Regions from separate parts of the Homo sapiens genome. Here all the other regions are linked to region 1. The links are chromatin loops, found by intact Hi-C in ENCODE. Cell type or tissue: heart left ventricle. All regions are shown on one strand.

Evidence for each region. Hi-C counts contacts between places; a loop is a spot of excess contacts. Peaks named below come from ENCODE experiments on the same cell type or tissue, not always from the same donor. Only the 100,000 strongest peaks of a DNase experiment are listed, where the experiment ranks them.
Region 2: a loop joins it to region 1, with 3 times the contacts of the local background. A loop is called at or near these places in 20 of 110 quality-filtered maps.
Region 3: it touches region 1 in a loop (2.6-fold over the local background); 21 of 110 quality-filtered maps call a loop at or near these places.

What each region holds. Positions count from the first base shown.
Region 1 is chr7:100,896,091-100,898,590 of GRCh38, forward strand. It overlaps a transcript of ACHE not described here. Among named protein-coding and RNA genes, the nearest start is that of ACHE, 1.5 kb to the left of the region's middle. RefSeq lists an enhancer at 1-235 and a silencer at 1,072-1,151. In heart left ventricle, CTCF peaks have their summits at 1,201 (motif pointing right) and 1,411; DNase peaks (open chromatin) are centred at 203, 611 and 1,191; H3K4me3 peaks cover 1,344 bases; H3K27me3 peaks cover 2,258 bases.
Region 2 is chr7:101,273,451-101,275,950 of GRCh38, forward strand. No RefSeq gene overlaps it. Among named protein-coding and RNA genes, the nearest start is that of LNCPRESS1, 25 kb to the right of the region's middle. In heart left ventricle, no CTCF peak of the experiment used is centred here; no DNase peak of the experiment used is centred here; H3K27me3 peaks cover 423 bases.
Region 3 is chr7:101,289,447-101,291,946 of GRCh38, forward strand. It overlaps the pseudogene AZGP1P2. Among named protein-coding and RNA genes, the nearest start is that of LNCPRESS1, 8.9 kb to the right of the region's middle. RefSeq lists enhancers at 438-988, 1,123-1,232, 2,046-2,500. In heart left ventricle, a CTCF peak has its summit at 1,167 (motif pointing left); a DNase peak (open chromatin) is centred at 1,155; H3K27me3 peaks cover 1,173 bases.

The DNA.
Region 1 (2,500 bases):
CAGTGACAGACGCGACCCAAAGACCTGCAGCGGCGGAGTAGACACCCACGTGACAGACAGACGGACAGAAGCCCGTGGAGACAGACACGCGCAGACGGACGACCTCATGCAGTGACAGGCACAGACAAACGCAGGGACGACTTTCACAGACGGACGGACACACTTGGACACCCTGTCGGTCTCGCTCGAGGCTGGTGAAGTTAGCGCAAGGCCAAGGGGTCATGCATCCCCGGCCACGACACAGACGGGTGGCATGGGAGGAGAGGCATGTGGGAGTGTGGCAGAGTACCGTCCCCTTAGGGGTCCAGGTGGCACGGGTGCAGAAAAGGTGACGTGGGACACTCCTGGGGATGAAAGGACACCTGTGGGAATGGAGATGTAAAATGGGATCGCTAGTGGAAATGAGGTGGGAGGGCATGGAGACAGGAGACCCCTGGGGGAGGAAGGGGTGACTTGGGACACCTGAGAAGGCAGGACAGCGTGGTAGCACGCGCAAGGCTGCTGGGCGAGGCCGCACTCCGCGGCGGCAGTGGAAACTTCTGGAACCCCCGCGGGTGGGTCTGTGCTGGTTCCCTGACGGGTGACTTCGGACTTTCGTCACCAGGGTCCGGTCGGGGCATGACATCACCAGGCCTAGCATTCATTGGCCACGCGGCTGGCAGGTGGGAGCGGCCTGGCTCGGGCGCCCCCAGCCTGCTCCGAGGGGCCTGACCCGCGCAGATTGCCCCCCGCCCCGCCCTCCAGGAGTTCACCCGTGTGGACAGGGCTGCTGCAGCGGGGTCCCCACGACCGAGGTGCATGCGGCAATACCGCGCGGCGCCTGCTTCCTGGAGGCGGCCGGCTCAGGAGCCCCCGAGACCCCGCGTGGGAGAGCGGCCGGCGCAGGCCAGCGTCGGGCGTGCGTGCGCGCGCGCGGCGGTGCGGGGCGCGGCGTGGGGTGGGCGCGTGCGCACACGCTCGCTCTAACCGCCGCGCGCCCCGCAGCGCCCCGCAGCGCCTCGGGCACGCGGGCGCCGCCGCCAGGGACCGCGGGCACCGGGTTGCGGGGCCTCGCAGGGGTTGAATCCGGAGTCTTGCCAGTCCCTGGGCCGCGCGGTTCCCGGCTCTCCAAGCTGGGCGGGCCCCACGCCCGCTCGCCCCACGGGAACCGGGTCCCGCAGGCACGGTCACCCGCGCTCCGCTCGCTGGAGACGGCCGCCAGGTGGCGCAAAAAGCAGCCACTCGGGCCTCGGAGACTGGGCTGGGTTGGGGGTGTTGGGGAGGTGAACCCCTCGCCATCTGTGCCCACTGTCTCCGGCTTTCCCCGCCCCAATCTCAGGCAACCCCAAATCCCCTGCCTGGACACCGAGGCTCCTTGTATCCGGCCTTCAGCGTTCTGGCCGCACTAGTTGAAGGCTCCTCACTGGCCAGACCATGTGCCCTAGTTGAGATCCCTGAAGAGCAGATGTAAGGGCTGTGCATGGGGGAGGGGACAGGAGGGTGGATGGTGGGTGTTGCTGCGGGGGGAATGAATCTGAGGCAGGTTTCTAAGCGTGGTAATTATGAATTATTAAAATGATGGGGCCGCGTGTGGCCCCTAGTGCGGTGCCTGTAATCCCAGCACTCTGGGAGGCCGAGACAGGAGGATCGCTTCAGTCCAGGAGTTGGAGACTAGCCTGGGCAACATAGCGAGACTCCCTTCTCCGCAAAAAAATAAAATGATGGAAACAAACTGTGAACGAGTGCTCTGAGGCCTGCCCCAGTCCTGAGGCTTTAGGGATTTTTGGCCCTGCTAGTGATGAAGGCTTGCCCCTGTCACCCTCCAGACGAACTGTGCCACGCAGGTGTCACCTAACCTCTGTCGTCACGAGTTTCTAGGCCTGTACAATGAAGATAGGGAGGGCAGGGATAGTTTATCACCAGGGTTATCATTTCCTGGAACTATCCCTCTTTTCACCTTGAGCTCTCAGCAACCGTTGTCAACACAGGCACCTAACCTGTCAAGCCAGGAGGCGTTTCCCTACATAGTCTAGCATAGTAAACTCCCCACCCTCCACAGCTGTCACTGCAGGGATGTCCTTGATTTTTCCCATTTCTTCTCTCACCATTTCTGTTTATCCAGGAATGAGCCTTGCTTCTACTACCAGTTCTGCCAATTCAGAGAATTTCCCTACCCCTCTTTTATCTCTGTCTCCCACCTTGGAAGGAAGCGCCATTTTTTTTTTTTAGACAGAGTCTCGCTCTGTCGCCCAGGCTAGAGTGTAGAGATGATGCCATCTCAGCTCGCTGCAACCTCTGCCTCCTGGGCTCAAGGATTCTCCTTTCCCAGCCTCCTGAGTAGCTGGGACTAGAGGCGCCTGCCACCACACCTGGCTAATTTTTGTATATTTAGCAGAGGTGGGGTTTCACCATGTTGGCCAGGCTGGTCTCGAACTCCTGACCTCAGGTGATCCTCCTGCCTCAGCCTCCCAAAGTGTTGGGATTACAGGCATGAGCTGCCATGCCTGGCAGGGAACCCCAC
Region 2 (2,500 bases), 380 kb after region 1:
TGTAAAAATGCTTTGAGATGGTGCCCAGAGCTAATCAGACATCTGGGATTTTGTAGCAGAGAGAGGCCTTGTGAGTATAATGGATGAGGAAGAACCTTCAATCAGAGTTCCATACTTAGACAATATCAGCTAATTCAGTTGGGACTTAAAATGGTCATACGTAATGAAGACGGAAAACTCGGGGAAGCGTGGAGAATACGGAATGTGAGATCATCCACACTGGAGAGAAGCCTCGGGAGTATAATTAGTGTGGAAAATCACTTGGGGACAAGCTTAGCTTTTTCATCATTGGAGAATTCACACAAAAAAAGGAATGAGCTTGGACAGATCGTGGGAGAACTTTCAGGCACTAATCAGGCCAATTCATCCCCGAGAAAAACCTTGATGACGAAGAAGGGGAAAAAGTCTTCCAGTTTTTTTCCTTATTGGATTTCACAGAATCCTCAGTGATATATAGAGAAACTTGCTGGAGGAGTTCAGGGTTTATTAATATTCACATTAAAGCATTAATCCCATTAAAGTAGGGGTTTAAACTTTTTTACTTCTTTCACCCCAATCAAAGCTTTCATTCCTTACATCTCTATTGAGTGAATGAAGCAACAGGCAAACATCAATGGTGCATTGGCTTTGCCCTTCAAAACGTCATACAAGCCGGGTGTGGTGGCTCATGCCTGTAATTCCAGCACTTTGGGAGGCTGAAGCGGGTGGATCACGAGGTCAGGAGCTCGAGACCAGCCTGGCCAACATAGTGAAACCCTGTCTCTACTAAAAATACAAAAATTAGCCGGGCATGGTGGCACATGCCTATAGTCCCAGCTACTCAGGAGGCTGAGGCAGGAAAATCTCTTGAACCCAGGAGGCGGAGGTTGTGGTGAGCCGAGATCATGCCTCTGCACTCCAGCCTGGGCAACAGAGCGAGACTCCATCTCAAAAAAAAAAAACAAAAAAACAAAAAATCATACAATATGTGGGGTGCAGGACAGTATTGAGAGGTGCTGGGTTTGGTGCCAGAATCTGGCAGTTGCAAATTCTAATATCATCGCAACACACGCGTGGGTGGGCCCCATATATCTGATGAACTTCCAGGGGCCACATCTCTACAAATGCTGAAGATTATTTGGAGATGGGAAAATGGGGCTGGGGGTGCTTTTTCTCCAGGTCTGAGAAAAATGAAGTAATGTGTATTTCTTTCTTTCTTTTTTTTTTTTTGAGACAGAGTCTTGCTCTGTCACCCAGGCTGGAGTGCAGTAGCACGATCTTGGCTCACCGCAAGCTCCACCTCCCGGGTTCACGCCATTCTCCTGCCTCAGCCTCCCCAGTAGCTGGGACTACAGGCGCCCGCCACCACGCTCAGCTAATTTTTTGTATTTTTAGTAGAGACAGCGTTTCACCGTGTTAGCCAGGATGGTCTTGATCTCCTGACCTCGTGATCCGCCCACGTAGGCCTCCCAAAGTGCTGGGATTACAGGCGTGAGCCACCGCGCCTGGCCAGTAATGTGTATTTCAAAGATACATTAGGAGGATGCCAGTTTATCTTTGTTTTATATTTTCAAAAACAGAGATTTAAAGAGGACGGGCTAGAGCTCTTGCATTCAGCTTCTCATTTCATAAGGGAAGAATCAGGCATATGTCTTGTGTTGAAGCAACACACACACACACACACACACACACACACACACACACACACAACGCGTTGTTTGGCGAAAGTCGGACCAGAAGAAAGCTTTCTCTAATCCTCATCAACTGATTGCTTCTCTCCTACCAGCCTCGTTCCTTGTCCTTGGACCAGCATTCTAAGTCTTCCAAAATACATTCTTGCCTCTCCCTACAGTAACTCTCCCATTGAGTTCTTAATAGAGGTGAGTTAGGTTTTGCAGATTTCTGGCTCCTCGCTCTGCTTAGAGAAGCCAGAAAGAGGCCGGGCACGGTGGCTGATGCCTGAAATCCCAGCATTTTGGGAGGCTGAGGCAGGTGGATCACGAGGTTAGGAGTTCAAGACCAGCCTGACCAACATGGTGAAACTCCGTCTCTACTAAAAATACAAAAATTAGCTGGGTGTGATGGTGCATGCCTGTAATTCCAGCTGCTCAGGAGACTGAGGCAGGAGAATCACTTGAACCCGGGAGGCGGAGGTTGCAGTAAGCCAAGATTGTGCCATTGCACTCCAGCCTAGGCGACAGTGAGACAAAAAAAAAAAAAAAAAAAAAAAAAAAAAAAAAGAAGATGTCTGGAACTTTCCCAGATATCTCTTTCTTTCCTTGTCTGTGTCCCCTAGGCCTTGGGGTTAGGACTCAGAGCTGGGATTCCTCTGTAGGCAAGGACCAATCCTGATTCTTATTCCTTCCATATAAGCAATAATTCCATTTCTAATGTCTAAACTTAGGTTGATTTTCCACTGGGAGTTATAGCAAGAGCCACGGGTTTCTGAGAAGGGGTGAGGGATGCTTTAGGCTGCAATAGCAGAAATCTGCCTAGAAAATAAAGACACGTGACTTACAGA
Region 3 (2,500 bases), 390 kb after region 1:
GTTTTCACGTAAACTAAGGGGTTTTAGATTCAGATTCCTGAAGGTCTTATTTTGGGTGAGGGCAGAGGCTCCCTGAATGCTCCTGGAAGTGTGTGAGCTGAGGGAGTTGACAGCCTTGGGCACCCGTTCCTGCCGTATACCAGGGAATCCCAGCTGCATCCAGCCCTTCTCCCAGCCATATGTCCTGTTCCTCACCTCCTTCCAGTCCTCTCCAGCATCCATCCTTTGCTTTCCCTACTCACCATCTTGGGTCTCCTGGGGGATAGCAGGACCCAGAAGGTGCAGCAGAGACAGCAGGACAGGCACCATTCTTACCATTGTGTCTGCTTGGAGGGTTCTGGGCCGGAGGCACAGGTATTATCCTGGGTCCTGGGGCCATGCCCAGGGGAGGTGAATCTACAGGCCAATGGGAGTACCAGGCCGGGCTCCTCCCCTGACAGTAAGAAAGAAGTATGCACAAGCCAGGCTGGGCAGAGATTGTGACCAGTGAGTCTATACACAGGATATGCAAATTCAGAGCTGAGACAGTTGATCTCTGGACTGAGGCTTTGTGTGTGCCTGGGGCGGAAGGATGCCAGTGTGTGGGAGGTGTGTGTGATGGGTGGCAGGTGCCTGGGATGTGTCGCCCTTCCAGTCTATTATGACACCCTCTGGGGTCACTTGGGTGTTGTCAGACCACACTTCATCTCTGCCTTCTGGAAAAAGCCTCAACATGTCCAGGACGTGGACCTGGGTAGACCCCAGCTGGGGTGGGACCCTCACTCTCCTCCCACACCCGATCCTGCCAGAGCTGTCTGGAGGACATTCCCATTCCCATCTCTCCCTCTTTCCTTTAGGTGCCTGTGGAATCCCAGCCTTCCATGATGGAAGCAGAAATAGCCGCATCCTCCTTTTGCAGCCTCCCTGGCAATAGAAGGAGCAGGTGTGCACAGGGTTTATGCTCAGCAAGCCGAAGCTACTGCCTTGGATATCGGGTCAAGTGTTAGGGAAACAAAGAGGGGGGCACAGTGGACAATGTTTTCTGGTGGTCTTGGCAGGGGTTGCAACTGCCAGCTCCCGGGGCAGTGGGGCTGCAGTAGCTGCGGGGGGCGTCTTGAGCTTCAGTCCCCCGGGATGTTGTAGATCCCGTGCTGTGGCCTCTGCTGCCCCCTGCTGGCAGCTTCTGTGTGTTTACCAGGCCGGTTGCTGGTGTGATTTTGACTGTTGCGCTCCTCTGGAATTCTGAGCCTGGGTTCTCCATCCTTTCTGTGGATTCTGAGAGCTAACCAATAAATACGTTTATTTTCTGCTTAAGGTCAGAACTGCGTCAGAACTGCATGACGTTTCTAGTAACAAATGCTCCTGGCGGATGCGGAGATTGGTACAAGGATTGTTTCCAGGCAGTAGTTACTCAGGGAAATGGAGGGCTGGGAAGCTGAGATTGGTTACGGGGCCAGATTGGGGCTGAACGCAGTGAAAACACAGGGGTCTTGGGGGATCCTGGCAGGCCTGGTGTGCAGTGATAACTTCAACAGTTGGCTGAGGTATCTGTTGTGGTAGATTGGAATGAAGTACCCATTGAAGGTGCTGACTTAAAAAAAAGTCACAAAGCCAGGCGCGGTGGCTTAAGCCTCTAATCCCAGCACTTTGGGAGGCTGAGGTGGGCGGATCACAAGGTCAGGAGTTCGAGACTAGCCTAGCCAATATGGTGAAACCCCGTCTCTACTAAAAATACAAAAATTAGCTGGGTTTCGTGGCGTGTGCTTATAATCTGAGCTACTCCGGAAGCTGAGGCAGGAGAATCGTTTGAACCCGGGAAGCGGAGGTGGCAGTGAGCCGAGATCGCGCCACTGCCCTCCAGCCTGGTGACAGAGCGAGACTCCGTCTCAAAAAAAAAAAAAAAAAAGTCACAAAATGGGTTATTGGGTTATTTAATTTAAAAGGAGAGCTTGGGTCAGGCTCAGTGGCTCACACCTGTAATCCTAGCGCTTTGGGAAGCTGACGTGGGAGGATCTTTTGGGGCCAGGGATTCTAGACCAGCCTGGGCATGGCAGCAAGACCTCACCCCTACCCAAAAGAAAAAAAAAATTAGCCAGGCATGGTGACGTGTGCCTGTAGTTGCGGTTACACAGAAGGCTGAGGCAGGAGGATCACTGGAACCCAGCTATGATGGTGCCACTGCATTGCAGCATGGGTGACAGAGTGAGGCTCAGTCTTTTTTTTTTTTTAGAGGGAGTCTTGCTCTGTTGCCCAGGCTGGAATGCAATGGCACAATCTCAGCTCACTGCAACCTCTGCCTCCCGGGTTCAAGCGATTCTCCTGCTTCAGCCTCCTGAGTAGCTGGGATTACAGGTGCCTGCCACCATGCCTGGCTAATTTTTGTATTTTTAGTAGGGATGGGGTTTCGCCATGTTGGCCAGGCTGGTCTCCAACTTCTGACCTCAAGGCTCTGCCCGACTTGGCCTCCCAAAGTGCTGGGATTACAGGCGTGAGCCACCGCACCCGGCTGGGAGGTCTATAT